Linked DNA regions of Homo sapiens: region 2 is linked to region 1. Evidence: read pairs that join two places in POLR2A ChIA-PET (ENCODE). Cell type or tissue: HCT116. All regions are shown on one strand. Region 1 overlaps NUP188 (nucleoporin 188). Region 2 overlaps ZER1 (zyg-11 related cell cycle regulator).

Region 1 (4,000 bases):
ACCTTCACCTCACAAAGTGGTGGGATTACAGGCCTGAGCCACCATACACCCAGCTGCAACAATGTATCTTAAAAATTATCTCCTATAAAGGTATAGTAAAAATTTTCTGGACTAGCAGGGTGGCTCACGTCTATAAGCCTAATACTTGAATACTTTGGGAGGCCAAAGTGGGAGGACTGTTTGAGGCCTGGAGTTCAAGACTAGTCTGGGAAACACAGTGAGACTCCATCTCTAGAAAAAGTTTTTAAAAATGAGCCAGGCATAGAGGTGCATGCCTGTAGTCCCAGCTACACTGGAGCCTAAGGCAGGAGAGTCACTTGAGCTGGGGAGGTTGAGGCTGCAGTAGGCTACAATCATGCCCCTGTACCCCAGCCTGGGTGACACAGTGAGACTCTGTCACACACACACACAAAAACCCTCCCTATTTTTAATCCTTTTATTTGCATAATAATTCATTATGTGGATATGCCATAGATTATTCAACCAATACACTCAATATTTTTAACACTACATAGTATTCCACTGCACATAAATGCCATCATTGATTTTACCTGCTCACTTGGATGGATGAGCATTTAGGTTACTACCAATCCCTTGCTAATAAACTCATACTATTCAACTGAAAAAACAACTAGACATTCTTTCCAGGTGTACAGGTACAATCACCAAGAAAGATCATAAGGTAGGCCATAAAACATGAGACAGTAAATTTTAGAAGACTAAAATGACAAAGAATGTGTTCTCTGATAACAGAATCAAATAAAAACATTGAGAACAATAAGATGTTTCGTCTGCTATAGTACTTCACACCTGTAATCCCAGCACTTTGGGAGGCCAAGGTGGTCAGATCCCTTCAGCCCGGGAGTCCAAGACTAGCCTGGGCAACATGGCAAAACCTGCAGCATCTTGTAGTCCTAGCTAGTTGGGAGGCTGAGGTAGGAGGATTACCTGAGCCCAGGAGGTCAAGGCTGCAGTGAGCCGTGATTGTGCCACTAAACTCCAGCCTGGGCAACAGAGAAAGAACCTGTCTCAAAAAAAAAACCCAGATATTTACAAAAAACATCCAATATTTGGACATTAAATCCAGAGAGTCTCACTCTGCGTGACAGTGAGACTTCTAACACATACACACACACAAACACACACACACACACACACACACACAGACACAGAGACAGACAGAGACAGAAATCCATTTAAAAAGGGAGAAAAAACATATACATATATAAAAACTAAAGAACAAGGCTGGGCACACGCACACACACACACACACACACACACACACACACACACACACGGAGGCAGAAATCTATTTTAAAAAAAGAGAGAGAGTCCGGGCGCGGTGGTTCACGCCTGTAATCTCAGCACTTTAGGAGGCCGAGGCAGGCAGATCATGAGGTCAGGAGTTCGAGACCAGCCTGGCCAACATGGTGAGACCCCATCTCTACTAAAAATACAAAAAAAGCTGGGCGTGGTGGTGGGCGCCTGTAATCCCAGCTATTTGGGAGGCTGAGGCAGGAGAATCATTTGAACCCAGGAGGCAGAGGTTGCGGTGAGCCAAGATCACACCATTGCACTCCAGCCTGGGCAACAAGAGTGAAAATTTAAAAAAAAAAAAAAATACACAACAGAAATCAATTAAATATAAAACAGACATTACAATAAAGAAAACTGGCCAGACGTGGTGGCTCACGTCTATAATCCCAGCACTTTGGGAGGCTGAGGGGGCCGGATCACCTGAGCTCAGGAGTTCGAGACCACCCTGGGCAACATGGTGAAACCCTGTCTCTACTAAAATACAAAAAATTAGCTGAGCTTAATAGTGCACACCTGTACTCCCATCTACTTGGGATGCTGAGGCACAAGAATCACTTGAGCCCTAGAAGTGGATGTTGCAGTGAGCCAAGAATGCGCCACTGCACTCCAGTTTGGGCTATAGAGTGAGACTCTGTCTCAAAAAAAAATTTTTTTTAATAAAGAAAATTGAAGACAAAAACTACCATTATCAGAAATGAGTAAGAGCACAGCACTAGACTCTAAAGAGAGTAAAAGCATAAGAAAATAATATGAACAGCCTTATGTAAATAGATTTCACCAATGAAATGAAATGAACAAATTCCTTAAAAGATACAAATTACCAAAACTGTCCCAAATAGAAACAGGAAACTTGAATAGCTCTGTATCAATCAAGGAAAACAATTCAGTATTTAAAACTTTGTTAGAAACTTGATGAAAATTTTAAAAAGAGATAAAAAAATTTTAATCAATAAATAAAAGAATTAAAAACCTTCCCACAAAGAAAACTCCAGACCCAGATGGCTTCACTGGTAAATTCTATCAAACATTTAAGGACAAGCTCCAAAAGGCAGGAGCCATAATAGACAAAACTGACAAAAACATTTATCAAAACTTAAAATTTTGGCCGGGTGAGGAGGCTCATGCCTGTAATCCTAGCACTCTGGGAGGCCGAGACGGGTGGATGACCTGAGGTCAGGAGTGAGACTAGCCTGGCCAACATGGCGAAACCCCATCTCTACTAAAAATAACACAAATTAGGAAGGCGTGGTGGCACATGCCTGTAATCCCAGCTACTCGGGAGGCTGGAGGCAGCAGAATCCCTTGAACCCGGGAGGCAGAGATTACACTTAGCCAACATCGTGCCACTGCACTCCAGCCTGGGTGACTGAGTGAGAGCGTCTCAAAAAAAAAAAAAAAAAAATTAAAATTAAAATGTTGGCTCTTGGAAAGATACAGTCTAGGAGCAGTGGCTCATGCCTGTCATCCCAGCACTTTGGGAGGCGCCAAGGCAGATAAATCATTTGAGCTCAGGAGCTTAAGACCAGCCTGGGCAACATGGCAAAACCATCTCTACAAAAAAAAAAAAAAAAATACAAAAATTAGCCAGGTATGGTGGTACCCGCTTGTAGTCCCAGCTACTTGTGGGGCTGTGACAGGAGGGTCACTTGAGTCAGGGAGGTCGAGGCTGCAGTGAACCATGTTCCCACCACTGGATTCCAGTCTGAGTGACAAACCGAGACCTTGTCTCAAAAAAAAAAAAAAAGAATTAAGGTGGGAAAAGACAAGCCACTAGGTGGAAGAAAAAAGTTGTAAAACATCTATCTGGTAAATAGCTTATATTTACAATACTGTATATAAAGAACTCTGACAATTTGATAAGACAAACATCCACAAAAAACAATGGGATAAAAATGTGAACAGACACTTGACTGAAGAAGGTGTAAGTAAATAAGCACGTGAAAAGATGTTCAACATCACTAGTCATCAGGGAAATGCAAATTAAAACCACAGTGAGACCAGGTGTGGTGGCTCACACCAGTAATCCCAGCACTTTGGGAGGCCTAGGCGGGTGGATCACAAGGTCAGGAGATTGAGACCATCCTGGCTAACACGGTGAAACCCTGTCTCTACTAAAAATACAAAAAATTAGCCGGACGTGGTGGCATGCCTGTAGTCCCAGCTACTCGGGAGGCTGAGGCAGGAGAATCGCTTGAACTCAGGAGGCAGAGGTTGCAGTGAGCCAAGATCGTGCCACTGCACTCCACCCTGGGCGACAGTGTGAGACTCCGTCTCAAAAATAAAAAAAAAAAAAACCCACAATAAGACAGGCATGGTGGCATATGCCTGTAATCCCAGCCTACTCAAGAGGCCAAGCAGAAGGATCACTTGAATCCAGGAGTTCAAGGCCAATTTGGGCAAAATAGCAAGACCCTATCTCAAAACAAACAAACCACAATGAGATATTACTATATACTTATTTAGGATGTTTAAAATTAACAGCCATACCAAGTGTTGGTGACAATGTCAAACAAAAAGAATTCTCATACATTTCTGGTGGGAATGCAAAACGGTATAGCCACTATGGATAAACAATTTATCAATTCTTTATAAAAATTTCATTTACGGCTGGGCATGGTGGCTCATGCCTGTAATCCCAGTATTAAAAATACAAAAATTAGCCAGGTGTGGTGATGCATGCCTG
Region 2 (4,000 bases), 230 kb after region 1:
AGTCTCAGTTACTCAGGAGGCTGAGGCAGGAGAATCGCTTGAACCCAGGAGGCAGAGGTTGCAGTGAGTGGAGATTGCACCAGTGCACCCCAGCCTGGGCAACAGAGCGAAACTCCGTCTCACAAAAAAAAAAAAAAAAAAAAAAAAAAAAAAAACCAGGTCACACGTGCTTCTGTTCCCAGGGTGCCTCTCCCCTCTTCCCCACAGGCTGGGTCTCTGCTCCTTGCTGAGGTCTCCAGCTTTCTGCTCCTCCTAATCTGGGTCCCTTGTGCCTCCCTCATGTGCTTGTGCCTTTATCCTCTCCAAGGGAACCTTGTTGTGCAGCCTGCCAGTGGGATGCAGGGCCAGCTGTCCCTTCTCCCTGGCATCCTGCCAGCCTATCATGGTTGGTCACTAGGATTCTCCAGTGGGAGGAAACCTCAGACAAGAAAAGACACACTCCCCACCCTCAGCATCCACAGTGACCTTGATTTCTTTTCCTGCAGGTCATTTGAACCAATTCTCCGCCTCCTTCCCCAGGGAATCTCTCCTGTCAGCCAGCACTGGGCAACCTGGGCCCTGTATAACCTCGTGTCTGTCTACCGTGAGTGCCAACTTGTCCTGGGTTCAGACACTCATCCAGCTGAAAGCAGATGTGCCCTCAGGGAGTTTGTAGTCCAGGAGGGGGGCATTAATTGCTGCTGTCAGCTTTTGTGCCTCAGAGCAGAACCCTCCACTTTCCAGCGTTTGTGGGACACCCAGCTTAAGGGCTCACTCCTGCCTCATCACCAGAAGCAGGCCTGGCAGGCGAAATACCTGTGCAGAGTTCCTAGACAGCTTTCTTAATGCTTCCCGCTTCCATGTGCAGGAACAGTCCAAAATCTCCATGCCTGCTGGGCTCAGTGGTGCACACCAGCTATTCAGGAGGCCGAGACAGGAGAATTGCCTGAGGTCTGGAGTTTCCAGCTGCAATGACCTATGATCATGCCTGTGAATAGCCATTGCACTCCGGCCTGAGCAACATAGTGAGACCCCCATCTCCAGAAGTAAAATAAAAGTCTCCATGCTGTCTGCATGAAAAAAAAAAAAAACACATACCATCAGCTGGTTCCAACCTGGCAGGTCACCAGAATCACCTGGTAAAAATACAGATAAATCTTAGTCCTTGGATTTGTTGAAAAAGAATATCCAGAGACAGGGCTTAGAAATCTATATTTTTACAGAAATTCCTCAAAGGATCACCATCTTTAGGAGCCACTGGTTTCACTGGTTTGGGTGACATCTTCCATAGAATGAGCGCTGGAGGCCAGGCATAGTGGCTCACACCTGTAATCCCAGCACTTAGGGAGGCTGAGGTGGGAGGATTGTTTGAGCCCAAGAGGTTGAGACCAGCACAGGCAACACAGCGCAACCCTGTCTCTACTTAAAAAAAAAAAAATTAGTCCGGGTGCAGTGGCTCATGCCTGTAATCCTAGCACATTGGGAGGCTGAGACGGGCAGATCATTTGAGGCCAAGAGTTTGAGACCACCCTGGCCAACATAGTGAAACCCCGTCTCTACTAAAAATACAAAAATTAGCTGGGCTTGATGGCACGTGCCTGTAGTCCCAGCTACTAGGGAGGCTGAGACAAAATAATCGTTTGAACCCAGGAGGCAGAGGTTGCAGTGAGCTCAGATCGTGCCACTGCACTCCAGCCTGGGTGACAGAGTGAGACTCTGTCTCAAAAAAAAAATTATATCTATTATATATATATATATATTTTTTTTAAGATTTTATATATATATATATATATTTTTTTTTTTTTTTTTTGAGACGGAGTTTTGCTCTGTCGCCCAGGCTGGAGTGCAGTGGCGCGATCTCGACTCACTGCAAGCTCCGCCTCCCGGGTTCACGCCATTCTCCTGCCTCAGCCTCCCGTGTAGCTGGGACTACAGGCGCCCGCCACCATGCCTGGCTAATTTTTGTATTTTTAGTAGAGACGGGGTTTCACCGTGTTAGCCAGGATGGTCTCGATCTCCTGACCTCGTGATCCGCCCGTCTCGGCCTCCCAAAGTGCTGGGATTACAGGCGTGAGCCACCGTGCCCGGCCATATATATATATATTTTAAGATTATATATTTTATATATATATATATATAATTTTTTTTTAAAAAAAAGAATGAGCTCTGGAAATAAATGCAGCAACTTCAAACCAAGGAGTCACCTCTTGCCTCCCCTACATGGACGCAGAACTCCCACCCATGGGGCTGGGCCCACGTCTTGCCCCCATTTCTAGCACTGCCCCCACCAAGGGCTGTGCCTTCACACCCCCGACACCAGGATAGTCCTCACAGACAGGGTGGGTTTCTGGGCCTCGGGCTGATAAGAAGACCCATCCTGATCCTCTGCTGTCTGCTCCTATCCCACAGCGGACAAGTACTGCCCTCTGCTGATCAAAGAAGGGGGGATGCCCCTTCTGAGGGACATAATTAAGATGGCGACCGCACGGCAGGAGACCAAGGAAATGGCCCGGTAAGAGACCAGCAGTGTGTTTCTGCCTGGAACCTTGGTTTAGGGGAGTAAGGGCATAGCGGGCGCCCTCTGGAGGTTAGGAATGGCTGAAATTCCCAGGGACAGCTTAGAGTTGAGTATGGAGGTTGACAGTGTATTGATGTCCACCTGGGGCCTCTCCAAATGTCATCTCGACCACATTGTGGCTGGAAATTAGATGACCAAGCTCGGAACGGAGCATCAGGGCCCTCGTTTGTAAGCTTAGTTTTCTTTTATTCCCAACAAATTCCATCCTTTTATCACTGGGTATTAGCAAGTCAGGTCAGAACTATTCATTATTTTTGGCCAAAGACATTCCCACTAAAGAAGGGACACAGTGTGGTAAAATACATTCTAGAGATAAGATGAGGCAGAGTGCGAGTGAGTTTGCTGAATGTGAAGATCACAAACATGGTGGAGTCTCGGCCTTCCGTGGCTCTGTGGCTTTCACTGCAGCATCTAAAATGTCACCGCCTCCAGTTCTCGAGTTGATCAGGACACGAGAGACTCTCAGGGATGCGACGTGTCGAAATCGTCGAACGACCTTGTTTTCTCCAGGATTCATTCTAGAAGGGAGAACAGTCAAGCTGACCCGAGCACACTTTTTCATGGCTCTGTATAGAGCAAAAGTTCACATGGAGGAGGGGCCTGAAACTCAGAGGCTCCTCAGCCAGCCACTTCCTGGGCCAGGGGAGGGAAGTGTCAGCTGGTTCTGCTATTATATCTGGCCAAAGGCGCTACTGGCCAGGCGAAGTGGCTCACACCTGTAATCCTAGCACTTTGGGAGGCTGAGGTGGGTGCATCACTTGAGGTCAGGAGTTCGAGACCTGGCTAACATGGTAAAACCCCGTCTCTACTAAAAATACAAAAATTAGCTCGGCGTGGTGGTACGTGCCTGTAATCCCAGCCACTTGGGAGGCTGAGGCAGGAGAATCACTTGAATCCAGGAGGCAGAGGTTGCAGTGAGCCGAGATGGTGCCACTGCACTCCAGCCTGGTCAACAGAGCGAGACTCTGTCTCAAAAAAATAAAATTTAAAAATAAATGGACGGGGCCCACCCCTAGGTTTTCTTTTCCAGTACATCCGGGAGGTGGGAGGTGGCCCTGGAATTTTCATGGTTAACAAGGATTCCCGGGAAATTTGAGAAGCACTGGGTAAGACTGACCAGTTACCTACCACAGTCACTTTGAACATTTCTCCAAGGCCTGTGATGGGAATCTGAGGCACTGGCCTGTCTGACAGCAAGGAGTAAATGACCCTGGACAATGCTTAGGAGAAGGCCCTCGGCCTGTCCACTGACCTCTCTCCCACTCTGGGTATTTGTTTCCTAAAAGGTATTGGGGCATCCCTTTAACACACAGAGGCTGCAGTGAAGCCCCCAAACCACAGGCTTGGTGTTGAATGGGCAAGCTGTCCGGGGTCCAAGGTGACAACCAACAGTGATGGGTGGCAGGGGTCAGGCTGGGGCGGGCGAGACTCGAAATCTGAGCT

Evidence for each region. ChIA-PET counts read pairs that join two places held together with the same protein. Peaks named below come from ENCODE experiments on the same cell type or tissue, not always from the same donor. Only the 100,000 strongest peaks of a DNase experiment are listed, where the experiment ranks them.
Region 2: POLR2A ChIA-PET joins it to region 1 with 5 read pairs; 4 of 35 experiments call an interaction of 5 or more read pairs at or near these places.

Annotation. Positions count from the first base shown.
Region 1 is chr9:128,963,426-128,967,425 of GRCh38, reverse strand. The region is part of intron 8 of NUP188 (nucleoporin 188); the gene reads right to left. Among named protein-coding and RNA genes, the nearest start is that of NUP188, 18 kb to the right of the region's middle. In HCT116, no CTCF peak of the experiment used is centred here; no DNase peak of the experiment used is centred here.
Region 2 is chr9:128,731,917-128,735,916 of GRCh38, reverse strand. ZER1 (zyg-11 related cell cycle regulator) reads left to right here. Exons shown (of 16, transcript NM_006336.4): 14 at 486-583; 15 at 2,389-2,491. ZDHHC12-DT (ZDHHC12 divergent transcript) reads right to left here. Exons shown (of 2, transcript NR_046240.1): 2 at 2,674-3,075. Among named protein-coding and RNA genes, the nearest start is that of ZDHHC12-DT, 9.5 kb to the right of the region's middle. RefSeq lists enhancers at 2,723-3,223, 3,224-3,724. In HCT116, CTCF peaks have their summits at 2,309 and 2,514 (motif pointing left); a DNase peak (open chromatin) is centred at 2,496; H3K27ac peaks cover 298 bases.